Linked DNA regions of Homo sapiens: regions 1 and 2 are each linked to region 3. Evidence: chromatin contacts called from ENCODE Hi-C or POLR2A ChIA-PET data. All regions are on one chromosome and are shown on one strand. The core of a region is the stretch at or near the end of the contact, and the rest is flanking DNA. Distances in the headings are between cores, read along the strand shown. Region 1 overlaps MET (MET proto-oncogene, receptor tyrosine kinase). Region 2 overlaps MET (MET proto-oncogene, receptor tyrosine kinase). Region 3 overlaps CAV2-DT (CAV2 divergent transcript).

What was found. Hi-C counts contacts between places; a loop is a spot of excess contacts on that map. ChIA-PET counts read pairs that join two places held with the same protein, here RNA polymerase II (POLR2A). Pooled maps may share reads with other maps.
Region 1: a loop to region 3 is called in a map of PC-3, with 2.5 times the contacts of the local background. The contact joins two enhancer-like sites. A Hi-C loop is called at or near these places in 1 of 168 maps with a recorded cell type or tissue (PC-3). POLR2A ChIA-PET finds 5 or more read pairs at or near these places in 2 of 52 experiments (Panc1 and endothelial cell of umbilical vein).
Region 2: a loop to region 3 is called in a map of PC-9, with 3 times the contacts of the local background. The contact joins two enhancer-like sites. A Hi-C loop is called at or near these places in 1 of 168 maps with a recorded cell type or tissue (PC-9) and 1 of 50 pooled maps. POLR2A ChIA-PET finds 5 or more read pairs at or near these places in 2 of 52 experiments (BJ and MCF 10A).

What each region holds. Positions count from the first base shown.
Region 1 is chr7:116,774,324-116,778,699 of GRCh38, forward strand. MET (MET proto-oncogene, receptor tyrosine kinase) reads left to right here. Exons shown (of 21, transcript NM_000245.4): 15 at 558-788; 16 at 3,066-3,146. Among named protein-coding and RNA genes, the nearest start is that of CAPZA2, 86 kb to the right of the region's middle. RefSeq lists an enhancer at 1,704-2,903. Within about 2 kb of position 2,433, at least 8 of the 41 ENCODE cell types and tissues checked have a DNase peak (open chromatin) inside an H3K27ac peak, as active enhancers do; they include PC-3 and endothelial cell of umbilical vein, where a contact is called at or near this core.
Region 2 is chr7:116,704,185-116,708,809 of GRCh38, forward strand. The region is part of intron 2 of MET (MET proto-oncogene, receptor tyrosine kinase); the gene reads left to right. Among named protein-coding and RNA genes, the nearest start is that of COMETT, 18 kb to the left of the region's middle. Within about 2 kb of position 2,572, at least 10 of the 41 ENCODE cell types and tissues checked have a DNase peak (open chromatin) inside an H3K27ac peak, as active enhancers do; they include PC-9, where a contact is called at or near this core.
Region 3 is chr7:116,441,769-116,446,585 of GRCh38, forward strand. The region is part of intron 1 of CAV2-DT (CAV2 divergent transcript); the gene reads right to left. Among named protein-coding and RNA genes, the nearest start is that of CAV2-DT, 55 kb to the right of the region's middle. RefSeq lists an enhancer at 710-1,909. Within about 2 kb of position 1,448, at least 10 of the 41 ENCODE cell types and tissues checked have a DNase peak (open chromatin) inside an H3K27ac peak, as active enhancers do; they include PC-3, PC-9 and endothelial cell of umbilical vein, where a contact is called at or near this core.

The DNA of each region.
Region 1 (4,376 bases), core at 1,183-3,682, 330 kb after region 3:
AAATCCAGTGCCATCACTGCACAGTGGAGAATTTACCACTAATGTGAAAAGCTTTCAGTTTTGGGAATATAGCCATTATTTATTTCTAATCATATGTGTATTTTTCCCTTGGCCAGGAATCCATAGGTTTTGCACAATAGTAATTAATTCCATTAACAAATAGTAGTGTCTCAAAAGGCATCTTTTTCATTTTCTTATATTTGAGCTGGATTTTTGTGAGACGAGGCAATTGCTCAACTACCTTTGCTGCTACCACTGCTTCCATTCTTAAGGACATAGTATATTCAAAAATAAACCATAAGCATGGCTTTTTGCTATTGATAAAGAGAGAAATGTCTAAGGAAATGAGGGTAAAAAGCTTTCAAAATTAATACTTAGTCTACTTAAATGAAAATCTGTAAACATCTAATGAAATGCTTGTATATATAACTTAGTATCTTTTCCCAATTTATTATCATTTTTATCAAACTAATTCCATTATAAAAGCTCTTCCTGTTTCAGTCCCCATTAAATGAGGTTTTACTGTTGTTCTTTAATAATTTTCCTTCATCTTACAGATCAGTTTCCTAATTCATCTCAGAACGGTTCATGCCGACAAGTGCAGTATCCTCTGACAGACATGTCCCCCATCCTAACTAGTGGGGACTCTGATATATCCAGTCCATTACTGCAAAATACTGTCCACATTGACCTCAGTGCTCTAAATCCAGAGCTGGTCCAGGCAGTGCAGCATGTAGTGATTGGGCCCAGTAGCCTGATTGTGCATTTCAATGAAGTCATAGGAAGAGGTAAGTATTTCCACTCAGCTTTTTGTTAAATACGATTTTCCAGTAAGCATTTTATCTTTGGCCTTTGCAGATTAGGAACTTAGACAATGGTGAAAGCAACTGACAGAGCAGTGATAACAAGTGTACTTGATTTCTGTTCTATAGAAATGTAGCCCTGTAAATCATATCCGTGGGGATTTGCCCTTGTGCATGGAAGCAATTGGATAATCCCCCAAATATATTAGAACTAAATCACAATTCGTCCTCGTCCTGTGTGTACTAGCAATTATAGTTTCTTCAAAGGTGCCATTTACTTTCTTCTAAAACTCAGGGCCAGGCGCAGTGGCTCACACGTGTAATCCCAGCACTTTGGGAGGCCGAGGCAGGTGGATCACCTGAGGTCAGGAGTTCAAAACCATCCTGGCCAACATGGCAAAACCCCGTCTCTACTAAAAAAATACAAAAATTAGCCAGGCGTGGTGGCGGGTGCCTTTAATCCCAACTACTGGGGAGGCTGAAGCAAGGAGAATTGCTTGAACCCAGGAGGTGGAAGTTGCAGTGAGCCAAGGTTGTGCCACAGCACTCCAGCCTGGGCAGCAGAGCGAGACTCCATGTCAAAAAAATAAATACTTATAAATAAATAAATATCACTCCTTTAATTTTGAGTATTTTTATTCAATCTCTCTCCAGTCTTTCTTTACCCTGAGAACAGTGACAAACTCTATGAAGCCTGGTTTATAGCAGTTTGTACACTGCTGGACAGCATCAGAAGACAGAGAATTTATAGCATTCTCCTGATCTAAAGCAACATATATCATCTCTACAATGCACTCCAATTTCTTTATACAAAGATAAATGAATATTTGTAATAAGCTAGCCAAAGCAGCAATAACAGCTAGCATAAACAGTATTTGTGGAAATATTTAGCAGGAAAAGAAACCAATCAAAAACCGGGAAATGAACTTCATTCTTCTTGTTGTTTTTTTTTTTCTAAAAAGCTTTTACCCTTAATACTAAATGGCCTCTGATCCCTTTTATTCTATATGTGCTGCAAGAGGTTGTACAGGCATCTGCCAGTGTGATACAAGAGAAGCTGATGGCGTGATTTCCCTTATATGAACACAAGGCCTTCTCACTTTCCTGTGGTAGCATCCACACATTCTTCTGTCAAACACCCCAGAGCGTAATCCTTTGTGTGCTCCTTCTTCCCCAAGAGTGGCTTCACTGTTAACAAACATCTTTCCATTTCTCTTCAGAGTAATATATAGTTCTGTCATAGGCCTATAAATCCCAGTAATTGCATCAATTTTAGAGTGTGTGGACTCACTAATTGTGTTCTAATTCTACACATTTGGAAAACTAGAATTTTTTATCATGAAAGGTACTAAAATGGCAATTATTTCTCTTTTGAAGTTATAATCATTAACAGCTCTATAAATATTAGCTACTATGTATTTATATGTTTTTCTGCAGGAGAATAGGAGCACTCAAAAGCATAAGTTTTATTTTATTCTTCTTTGCATTAGTAGAGGGCAGCCTAATGCCTGACACTCACATACTAGGCACTCATGGTGTCTTGGCCAGCTGGATGAATTAATTAGTGAATGACTTACACAGCTATCAGACATTTGGCACCTCTGGGGGAAATTACTGCCACTGGATAAAAGGCTACCATTGGGAAAATGATGTGGTTAAAGCCAGAGAGAACTGGATGAAGTGAGTCAGGGTGAATTTGCTTCATCTGGGCAACTGCCTTTCAGTTTCTGCCAACCTGGATTACGTATTAACCAGTGACTAATGGGGAAATCCTTATTCTATAATACTAATCCTATTTTTAATGGTAACATTTTTATTTCATTTCAGCTTATTAGAATATAGAGAACTTATTTTATTATAGTTCTTCATGTGGGTTAACTTTATTTTCATATTTTAAAATACTATGTCATCCTTTAAAAAAATTTATTTGATGAGGCCGATGTTACTCACCTTTTCAGTGGTTCCACTGTGGTTGAATATTTTATTAGGTTAGGCTTTAATATGAGTCATATCATCTACAACTTATTCATGAATTAAATAATCACATTGCTTATATCCTTGGGTGAAATGTGTTGCATCTACATATATATTTACAAACACACCTACGTACCTATAGTGGTATTGTTAAAAGTATTTTTTAAATGTACTCTTTTGCTGTATAGAAAGAAGAAAGAATAAAATGAAGCTCATAAAGGGTTTGATAAATAATTATTTCATAATTAAATGTTACGCAGTGCTAACCAAGTTCTTTCTTTTGCACAGGGCATTTTGGTTGTGTATATCATGGGACTTTGTTGGACAATGATGGCAAGAAAATTCACTGTGCTGTGAAATCCTTGAACAGTAAGTGGCATTTTATTTAACCATGGAGTATACTTTTGTGGTTTGCAACCTAATAAATAGCTTATAATAAAACGTTGATTTACACTTTCCCCTTGTGGAAAAATCAGCTACCACTGAAATTATGGGCCTAATCCTGAAAATTTGTTTTGTTCTAGACTTTTATTGAACTACTTCCCCTGAAATGATCCCTCAGAGCCCTCATTAGTAAGGGGGTAGGAGAAATGAGGTTCTTGGATGAACTGAGTATCATTTAACTATAACTATGTTTGGTTTATAATATTTGTTTTGCAAGTGACATTTCTGGAAACTATTGGAAGCATGTTGGCACCTACAGTAGTAATGACTCATTTTACCCAGAGGCATTACTATAATTATTTTTTAACCACAACTTCCATTAAAAAGATAAAAAATGAAATAAGACAAACAGGAGAAAACTACGCTGGCCAAAAATTGAAAAATCATAAGTATGGTAATACCTCATTTATCCACATTTTTGGAGAGTGAGGCATTCCACATACATGAACTTCCTAAATAAATGAAACCTACCCCTTTTTAATGCTGGAACATTACTTAAAATTTTAGCTGTTATTGAGAAAATCTTTTTAAGATGAAATGCATACTCTGTTTAAGGGAATGCTTCCAAATACAAACTAAGTCTTTATTGGTGACCCCAAGCCATAATTACAGCCATAAATTACTATATTACACAAACAGTGTACTCCACATACATAGTGTTCCTGGCTCCGCCTGTGTTGACAGGTCTCACATGCTTGCGTTTTCTACTCCCATTTCTCATTTTCTGCTTGCAAATTGCAGCAGCCTGAAAAATGTTAACCAGCTCTACTACAAACTTTATATGGGACTTAATAAGCTTTAAGTGCACAAATGAAAGATTTTCCTGCAAGATACTTTACTGTCACAATTATTTCAGTCTTTTTAAAATATAAATCAACATGCTAAGTAGTGTTCTACATGGTTAATTTTGTTGGAAGTCTGACCATGAGGGAAATAAATGGACAGTCTTTATGAAACCTAAGTATAACCTTTGCACTAAGTTTATAGGAGACAAACTGGTGGCTGGTTGGACTCTATCTTGCAAAAGTGGGCATAGGTGGTGACTGGAAGGCACAGTGCACGGTGGCATCATTCACTCAGATGTGATGTAAAAAGAACACTCTGCAGTCAAACCCTCAGGACAAGATGCTAACTGTGTGGTTTACCATTTCATTG
Region 2 (4,625 bases), core at 1,322-3,821, 260 kb after region 3:
TCACAGGTTTTTGTGAAAATTTGGGATAATATATATGAGGTACCTGGCACAAGATGACTATAAATTTAGCCCGTTGGGAGACAGCATGGACTAATGGAAAGAGACTAAAATCAGAGATGTTGGTTCAAATCTGAACCCCACCGTCTTCTACCTGGATGGCCATGAAAGCATTATTTAAACTCTGAACCCATCGTCCTGCGTGCAGGACTATAGTGTGGACAAGTATATTAATAACATCTGTAAAAGGTCCCAACTTGGTCCTTGGCACAAAATAAATAGCAGCTATTATTGTAAGGAATACTTGCGTAAAGAAAGACAAATTCAAATGATTGGATTATTCTCTGGAAGAGGCACATTCTGGTTCTATTGTTTACAAGTCTTTCACTTCCCTCTCTAACTGTTATGAGTGACCTACCTCCATAATGGTTAATTTGTGTTATGTTGTTCTTAAGATTATAATAGTTCCAAAAAAGAGATGGGGTGAGGAGTGGTGGTAGTTTGAGGGGGCAGAGGATGGGGAGAAAGACAATTGAATCAAAACTGTACTATAGTCAAGTTAGAAGGTATAAATTGTTCTCCTTCCTCTCACTTTCAATCCTAACTATCCATGACCTAAGATATTACTCTTATGTACTTTGTCATATCTTGCATTCAAGAATTTGCAGATAATGCAGTTTTAGAAAAAGTCAACCTCATAGGTTGTTTGTATTGGGCTTCCTTGTTTTTAAATATCATTTATACTCAAATTCAAAGAGTAGCCAACTGCTTCCCAAAATAAAGGAAACTTAAGGTAGTAATTTTCCATCTCCGTTTCACAGAATGCCAAAGTTAAAGAGTCACTACTCAGAGCCATCAAAGGAAGAAAGCAAAGTGATTAGAACAATTTTAAAGGAGGACAAAAATCAAAACAAGATGCAAACAAGGAATAATAGGAATAGGCAGAAAAATAAACATACAGTGATGTTTCTTTATTATGATTATAAAGATGATAGATGAGTAAAATCGAGTTACATTTAAGTTGTAATGGAAGAAAATAATTGCAGCCTTCCATCAGGAAACCACAAGGACCGTTATTGATCTGTCATCCTCAGGGCATGTCTCGTAATATTTAATAAAATAAACAAAGATTTATAACTTTTATAGGCCATATATCTATAATCTCCCACACCACTTGAACTGTGAATGTGGAGTCAATGTTACAAATAACATCCATGTGATTATACTGGTTTGGCATGCCTTATTCCAACAATCTAGCACTCTCAAGAGAATGTATTTTGTATTAGGGATGAAAAATGTGAAGCCAGATTATAGAGTTTTTTACTTATTGTGCTCAAAAATGAGAAAATGTTATCCAATATGAAAAATGTTGTTAAGGATTCTTCATTCTTAATATTAGACAGCCTTTCAAACCTAAATATTAAATATCTTGGCCATATGCCAAATGTAATAGCTACCAAAGCAAAATCTTGCAAGAAAGAAAATCCTTGAGGTATAAAGATTCAATGTACTTTTTAAAAAATGTAAGTAAAAGGTTATTAATTTTACATTTCATTTCTTTTTCTTTCCTAGACACTACTTCATCCTCTCATAGGCTCAGGGAGTCACTGCTTCCTAACTTCTTTATTTTAATTATCCATGCTACTCATTCCACGAAAAGTGGCATATTGCATTATTTTATTAAAAGAAATTTAAAATTAGTTTCTTTCCAGAATTTTGTAACGCCCCCTGAGATCACTGGGCACACCCTTGGGGTGTTAGAAAACATGTTACAAAATGAACCTTTAATTCCTTTTGCTTTTTCCCTTCCTCTTGCTGACTGCTCTTTAAACCATTACATGGCTCATTCACAAGTCTCTCTACCCCAGGAAAGATGAAAAAGCAAAGGCATGATGTTTTTATAACCTAATAGCAAGAGAACACAGTGCTGAAGCTGTCACCAAAACTGTGGGTAGGTTTTACCCGTGGGTTATATTAATTCATGATATGATTGATAATATCTCTCACTTGTGTGGGGAATGAAGCGTTAACTATGCCGCATGCATTTTAAATTAATTTGACATTATTCTTAATGTCCTTTCAAGCAGGTGGCATTATAACCTGTGTCTTATTTAGGTAGTTGATTTCTACACGGAGATTCATCTGATAAAACTGATATCGCAAACGGGAAGGAGTTTGTACAAAATGAAATAAATCTTAAAGTTGATTTTTGTAAAGCCCAAATGTTAATTAAAATCTTTGAATCCACAACTCTGATACATGATATTTTCATTGACATAAACATGATTAGCGATTTCTGGAAGCATGTGGGATGCTGCATTGATAAGGATATGAACCTCCTTGAGTAATAATGTATATTTTTACTCCGAATACTGTTTCACATTTTGGGTGTTACATCCTTACTTCAGACTTCTGCCTTATCAGTGGCCATCCCACCCTATGTTCTTATCTCCTCAGTCTAAAAAGAAAAATGGGGACCCATCAGAATTTGGATAGAAGACCCTCCAGGAATTTCTGCCACTGCTTATTCATGGGTTGGCACAGACACTGATTCAGTGGGCACACAGAGTTCAGAATGATTCAGAGCCCAGATATGTGCCCTAAGTCACATCTCCAGCGTCCAGGGAGGACTGTAAAGTGCTCGTTATCAGGAAAATGAAACCAAGGGCTCAGCTACTCCTGAAGTCATTAAAACTCCTTCCCTTGATTTTTTTTTTTTTTTTTTTAAATAGTATATGTGGTAACCGAATCTAGGATCCTGGATACATTCCAGTCTGCTAATTACATATTTTTTTCTAACTAAAATGTTCCAGGCAGGTTCATTTGCATGTGAATTACTTGCTGAGCCATGTTGACTTCCTATTCTAAAAGCCTCACTCTGCCTTGGGAAGCAGTTTACTGCACTTCACCCTAGACCTAGTCTAATGTTGGAGCAGACAAAGTGTAGCTACCCATATATACTTCAAAAATATTTTCCAGTCTCCCCACAAGAGGAAAGAAAAATGTCTAGCAATTGCATGCTAATTTAGACCAAAGCTTTGTTTTAACCATTCTTGGTGATCACAAATGGGGAAAAATGATTTATGAACAGTATAACTATAAAACAAACAAAAAAAAACCATTGTGAATTCAGAGTGAAGTCTGACTTCATTTGTCTTATTTGGGTAAATCAGCAAAATGTTCATCAGTCAGAGGACATTAAAATGGTAGATGATACTTCAAATCGTGCCCTAGATAAAAGGAGAGAATTAAGGTTAGTTTTGATTTGTAAACCATTCTCTTCGAAGGCTGATTTTATAAAAATTAAGTTTGCTGAGTCATCATCTCAAAATATATAGTTATTCATGATTAGTTAAAATTTGTGTCTGTGTATCAAAGAAGTAAATTTGTATGATATTAAATTTTCTAACAATGTTTTAAATTTTAAAATGTCCGATTAACACTTGCATCTAGCAACCAGTCTACTAACTAAACTATAGGTGAAGTCATGCTCAGGAAATGGGGAAAATGCACAGATTAAATTGGTCTGTTAGCTCTGAGTGAATCAATAGTATTTAGTGCTAATGCACTAAGGAGATTACAAGCACTAATGCAGTAGCAGTCAATAGCGAAAACTAATATCTCTAAAAAATATCTTGACAATAAAATGTGCAATATTTTCCATTTATCTTAAGCTAATTACATTACCTGCTTGTTCTTTCATCTTATTAGTTTAAGCCAAGTGCTAGAAGCCTAACCATTTTATTTAGTGCATAAAAGGGCCAAAACCTTGTAATCATTGTTTTCAGCAGGAGACAGAGGAAAGGATTAATTCATGTAACCAAGATTCAACCAGAAATTCAACAGATATTTATTTAGTCTCTAAACCTGATAGTATTACAATGGAGAATGAGCTAGACTGTACCTGTCTTCAACAAGCAGATAGACTAGTGAAGATGACAGTAAACATTCAGTCACACCAGTGAACAAATACATCATGATAATTTATGAAATGTGCTGTGAGGGAAATAAACATCTGTGAATGCAAATGAGAGGGAATATCTAAATTTGGTAGTTGAGTCACAAAAGGCTGTCCTGAGGAGGTGAAAGCTAACCTTTATATAAAGCTTAAAACTTTAAAAAAGCAATACGTCTTTAGTACACAGGCAAATATATAAACTAAATATATAAACTAATAGTCATTACTTATTTCACAAGCTTTACATCTTAACTACAAGCTGCTACATTAAATCAGCTTTCTTAAGTGGTTTGTGGTCATTAGTGCATACTATCTTACACTTAGAAAAACATTGCAAGAAGTAGTACAATGCTGGAGAATTTAACTTTTTAAAACATTTCCTGCCTTAAAATAAACAGCAGTAAATGTGTTTAAACATTCTTTTGATTTCTAAATGAATTAAGTTACTTTTTATTATGTGGTTCTTCTTCATATGAAGAAAATAATATGTAGATTACTAGAAGCTAAGAACATACTTTAGATCCTGCTCACACTCACTGCCTTTCCTGGCCTGTCACCTTAATCAGCTTCTTTGAAAATCACTGTTTCTTACATAGGCCAGGTTGTTTCTTCCTTGTTTCCCTCTTCTTCCTTCTATGGCCAACCCTTGGGACCCCGTTTGTCAGAAGAA
Region 3 (4,817 bases), core at 198-2,697:
ATCGGAAAATTCTTTCAGATCTCCGTGTAGCTGAATATCAAAGGAAATTTGGGTGATTCTAAAACTATTGTACTTCTGGTTCGTGTTGGAATTATGAGAGTTCTCCTGTTTTTGTCTCTAAATATAGAGTTCAGTGATTTGAACCTATGGAATCTCCCTGCAGTCTTTTTTCTTTTATATGACGACTATATAATAAGTGAAGAGCATTTTGAAGAGGGCAAGTTCACTTTTTTTAGTTGAGGCCAAAGGCCACAGTAAAATCTTTGTTCTTTTACTTTTATTTCTAACTATGCCTAATTTTTTTAGTATTCTCTGAAATTTTATTAAATTCTTTTTATAAATATCTTTCTGGATCTTTTAAAACTTTTTTTCTTCAACATCTAAGAAAAAACATGTCACAATAATATTGTGATGCTTGCCTTTGCTGGGCAAAATATGTTTTTCAGACGTTAATCTTTATTACAAATATAGATCTGAAGGAGCTTTAGGCAGTCAGTTCAGTCTAACCTGTTTCCAAACAGGTCTGATGAAGCCTGAGCTGGTGATGCCACCAAGGCAGATTTTATGATAGGGAGAAAGTGCAATATTTGAAGGGTAGAAAACAGCAAGAAAGTGATTCTGTGCGCTGAGCTTCAGGACTCTGACCACTATGCTTCCTCACGGATGGGTCACTTCTTTTTTTCTTTTTTTTTTTTTTTTTGAGACGGAGTCTCGCTCTGTCGCCCAGGCCGGAGTGCAGTGGCGCGATCTCGGCTCACTGCAAGCTCCGCCTCCAGGGTTCACGCCATTCCCCTGCCTCAGCCTCCGGAGTAGCTGGGACTACAGGCGGCCGCCATCATGCCCAGCTATTTTTTAGCAGAGACTGGCTTTCACCGTGTTAGCCAGGATGGTCTCTATCTCCTGACCTCGCGATCCGCCCGCCTCGGCCTTCCAGAGTGCTGGGATTACAGGCGTGAGCCATCGCACCCGGCCCGGATGGGTCACTTCTTTAGGAAAGAAAACCTCTACTCCACTGTTAAATGTAAGAGCTCAGAAACCATTGAAATACTTTTTATATAATGTTAAGGAGTACAAGAAAGTGTAATGGTAGAGGAACAGTCAATGCAAAAAGTAAAATCAATACATGCCAATAAAAAATGTGAAACCTTCTAAAGGAAAGAATATATACATTTGCCCAAGAAATTCTTCTATTTAGAATAAACAATTTTAAAACATGGATATGCATATTTAGTATGAGACATTAACATGTAAATTATCTTTAAATAGTTTTTTATTATATTGTTAAAAGAGTAAAGAATGTGTGTTGGGGTCCTAGGTGTGGAAAGTGATGCTGAGCCAGAATTAGGAAGATACTCTGTTATTGAGAAGCTGGGAATTTGAAAGGAAGTTTGGTATCTGAGAGAGGTGAAGGAGGGAGGGGGCATAAACATTTTTCCACAAACACTCCCAGATCAGGAATTTGTGTGACTAAGGCATGATGCATAACTGAAATCTAAAAAGGTGTGACTAATGCCTGTGTAATTTTTTGTGGTGCATTTCTGTTCATGAAAGTAAAACAATGCCTTTTCCAAGTTTTAGTATTTGGAAAGCTTCCCATAGGGAGTATCAAAAATACATATTCTTCCACTACCTTTACTCTTCCACAATTAATTCTGGCTTCACTCCTCACCTATTGTGGGACTGTGAACCAGTGACCTAGCTTCTCCATGTTGCTTTTCCCACGTGTAAAATTGAGATATTAATAGTACATATGACATAAAGTTGTTATAAGTTGTTATAAATGAGGTAAAGATTAAATAAAATACTAATTGAATCTAAAACATAAAGTTGTTATAAAGATTAAGTGAGATAGTGCAAATAAAGTGCTTAGCACAGCGCCTGGAACATAGTGAAGTCTGCAATAAGTGGAAGTCATTCAAACTATTAGGGTCTTTAAAACCACAGGGATATTTCACAGGAACAAAGCAGTGATCTATATAGTATGTCATATGAATGGGAAAAATAGCCAATGTGACAAAAGAAGATACACATCAGTGTCTGTTGAATTAAGGCTCTGGTTGGTGATAATTCTATACCTGTGGATTTCCGAAGACCAGCTGAACAAACACAATTCCCAATAAATATACTTGTCTGCCTTACGAGGCAGCATTCTGTCGAACTGTGCTATCCAATAGAGCTTTCTCTGATGATGGAAATATTCTATTACTCTCTACCCAGTACAGTAGCCTCTTGCCACATGTCATAACTGAGTACTTGGAATATGGTTAGTATAACTGAGGGACTGAACTTTTATTTTAAATTTAGATAGCCATATGTGGCTGTGGCTGCCATTTTGGACAGCACAGCTATAGAAAGATACAAATAAACAGCATACATAAGTCATAAGTCATATATTTAAAACAACTTCTCTTTTCCTCACTCTACATTATGCCAAAGCCAAAAGACAAGTTTAAGTACCTTGCATCATCCTTTTATTATGGCACACTAGAATACTCAGCGTAGGTATATGCTGAAGGGGCAAAGAGCAAGGACATTCCAGTAGCATAGCACATCTAGAACCCAGATCTCAGTTTCAAAGTACCATTATTCACTAAGAGTACACATGAATTTTTGGAGACGTGGCTGATTCCGAGTTGGAGATGAAGAATACAAAGTCAAAAAACAAAAACAAAACAAAACATGATGCAGTTACACAAAGAAATTTCAATATTTGTTTGCATTTTTGAAAGATATTAAAGGTTGTCCAATCGTTGCCTACAGCAACACTTCTTAAAATTCCATTTATCCCATTCCTTTCCATATCTCCCGCACCCTGCATCTGTCTTAAATATCAGACTCTCCCCCTTTTCCTCTCAATTCCCACTAAATTCAGTCTCCAAACAAAATTTGTATAGCTCCTCACCTCTCTCCATTCTTTTGCTTTCTCCTCAAGTCTTTCTTTTTTCCCCCTTGAATAAATCTTTCTAGTGCAGATACCCCTTCCTTGCTTCTCCTTTCCCCATTCTCTGATTTTATGGCACAGAAAGCAAGGAACCAAGATGGCAGATTCAACATATCTCTTAGAAATTACAAAGACCAAGCTAACAAATTCAGATTTCTCTTATAGACGTGGTCAGAGGGAGAAAGTATGGAAGTACTTGTAACTTAATTTTTTCTTTCTACTTATTTTTGAGTCCTAAGCACATGTATTATATACTATTTTCTGAGACCCTTTCTAATGTCATCTAACCAAGTTTCTGAAAGCACCACACACAGTTAATCCTATACATGCAATTATTTGTTGACTATATAATATTATAAGTAAAATTACTTCCTGCCAAAAATATATCCTCATTTCAGATAGCAAGTTCCCTGTTAGAATGAGGTATGTATTTCCTTTCCAAGCATTATTATACAAAAATAGAAATACACCTAGAGGAATAACACATTAAACAACTATCAAACGTTAACATTCAACATATCTGTTTCTGCCCTGGCAGGTTCCTGGCATCAGACAATGCCTGGAATGGAACTATTCCTAAAAGTGGAAGGGCTGATGGCATTGTACCATCGTAGGTACAATGCACGCCATGGGGTGTAGCTGGGAAGGGTGTGTTTGGGGTGGAAGCAAAAATCATAAGGTCACCCGAATGCTAGTTGAGGGGTAAGACACACGAAGAGTAAGCAAGATGCCCCCAAAATTCCATTTCACGGTATTGCCTCTAGTCGTCCTTATCCATTCATCAAATAATTAAGGTATGAACAATATATAATTAAATAATTTTGGCAAAAGGTGAGTTTCTGTTATTATACAAAGGCTTAACTAATAATGTGAGTCTTAAGGTTTCATACTATGAAATGCTAGAAAACATAACAGACGTTCTCACACCTTTCTCAGTTTCTATCTTGGTGCCTCTATTAATACACGAAAATAATGTGCTTCCCCTTTACAGCCATGAAAATCATATTGAAAATGATGCATACTAAACAAAAAGATACTGTGTCCTTGAAGAATCAGGCCATAAACAAGACTTCTTTTGGCATTCACTAGAAAAATCTCAAACTCATGAGGACCTTTTTCCAAGGCCATCTTTTAAGTAACGCAAATTTGGAAATACATGAGAGGAAATAATTTGTTAACCAGCTGTCTTTCTTAAACATCTCATTAAACAAATTAATCCATACCAAAGGGGCTACCATACAAGGTCATAAATGAAACAAGTCTTGCATATTTGTCACTAGGGCAAAAGATACAAAAGAGATAAAATTCTGGGAACAAACTATGCTGTTTAAACTCTCACAAACACTTTCTAATTAAAATTTGGAATAGAACGGAAATCAACAGTACTCAGTCATTTCTTTACATCAACTATATTTAGAATAGGACAAATAATGAAAGATTTAATAATGTTCATATGGAATGCATTGAGATCAGGCAGCTTGGAGAGGTTGGCTTTATAGACAAAAATACTCTATGATTCCACTTATATGAGGTACCTAAAGGAGTCAATTTATAGAAACAGAAAGCAGAATGGTGGTCTCCAGAGGCTGGGAGGAAACGTGAATGGGGAGTTGTTTAATGGGTATAGAGTTCGTCTTGGAAGATGAAAGGAGTTCTGGAGATTGGTTGCACAACAATATGAATATACTTAACTCTACTGAATTGTACATTTAAAAATGGTTAAGATGGCAACTGTTCTATTATGTGTATTTTACCACAATTAAATTTCTTTAAAAGAGAGAAAAAATACCTCAGTTGTTTCCTGTAATATTCAGATAGAATTCTGGAGGAAAGATCGTCTAAGTCCTAGTTATGTTAGATCCTTCAAGATCCTGTC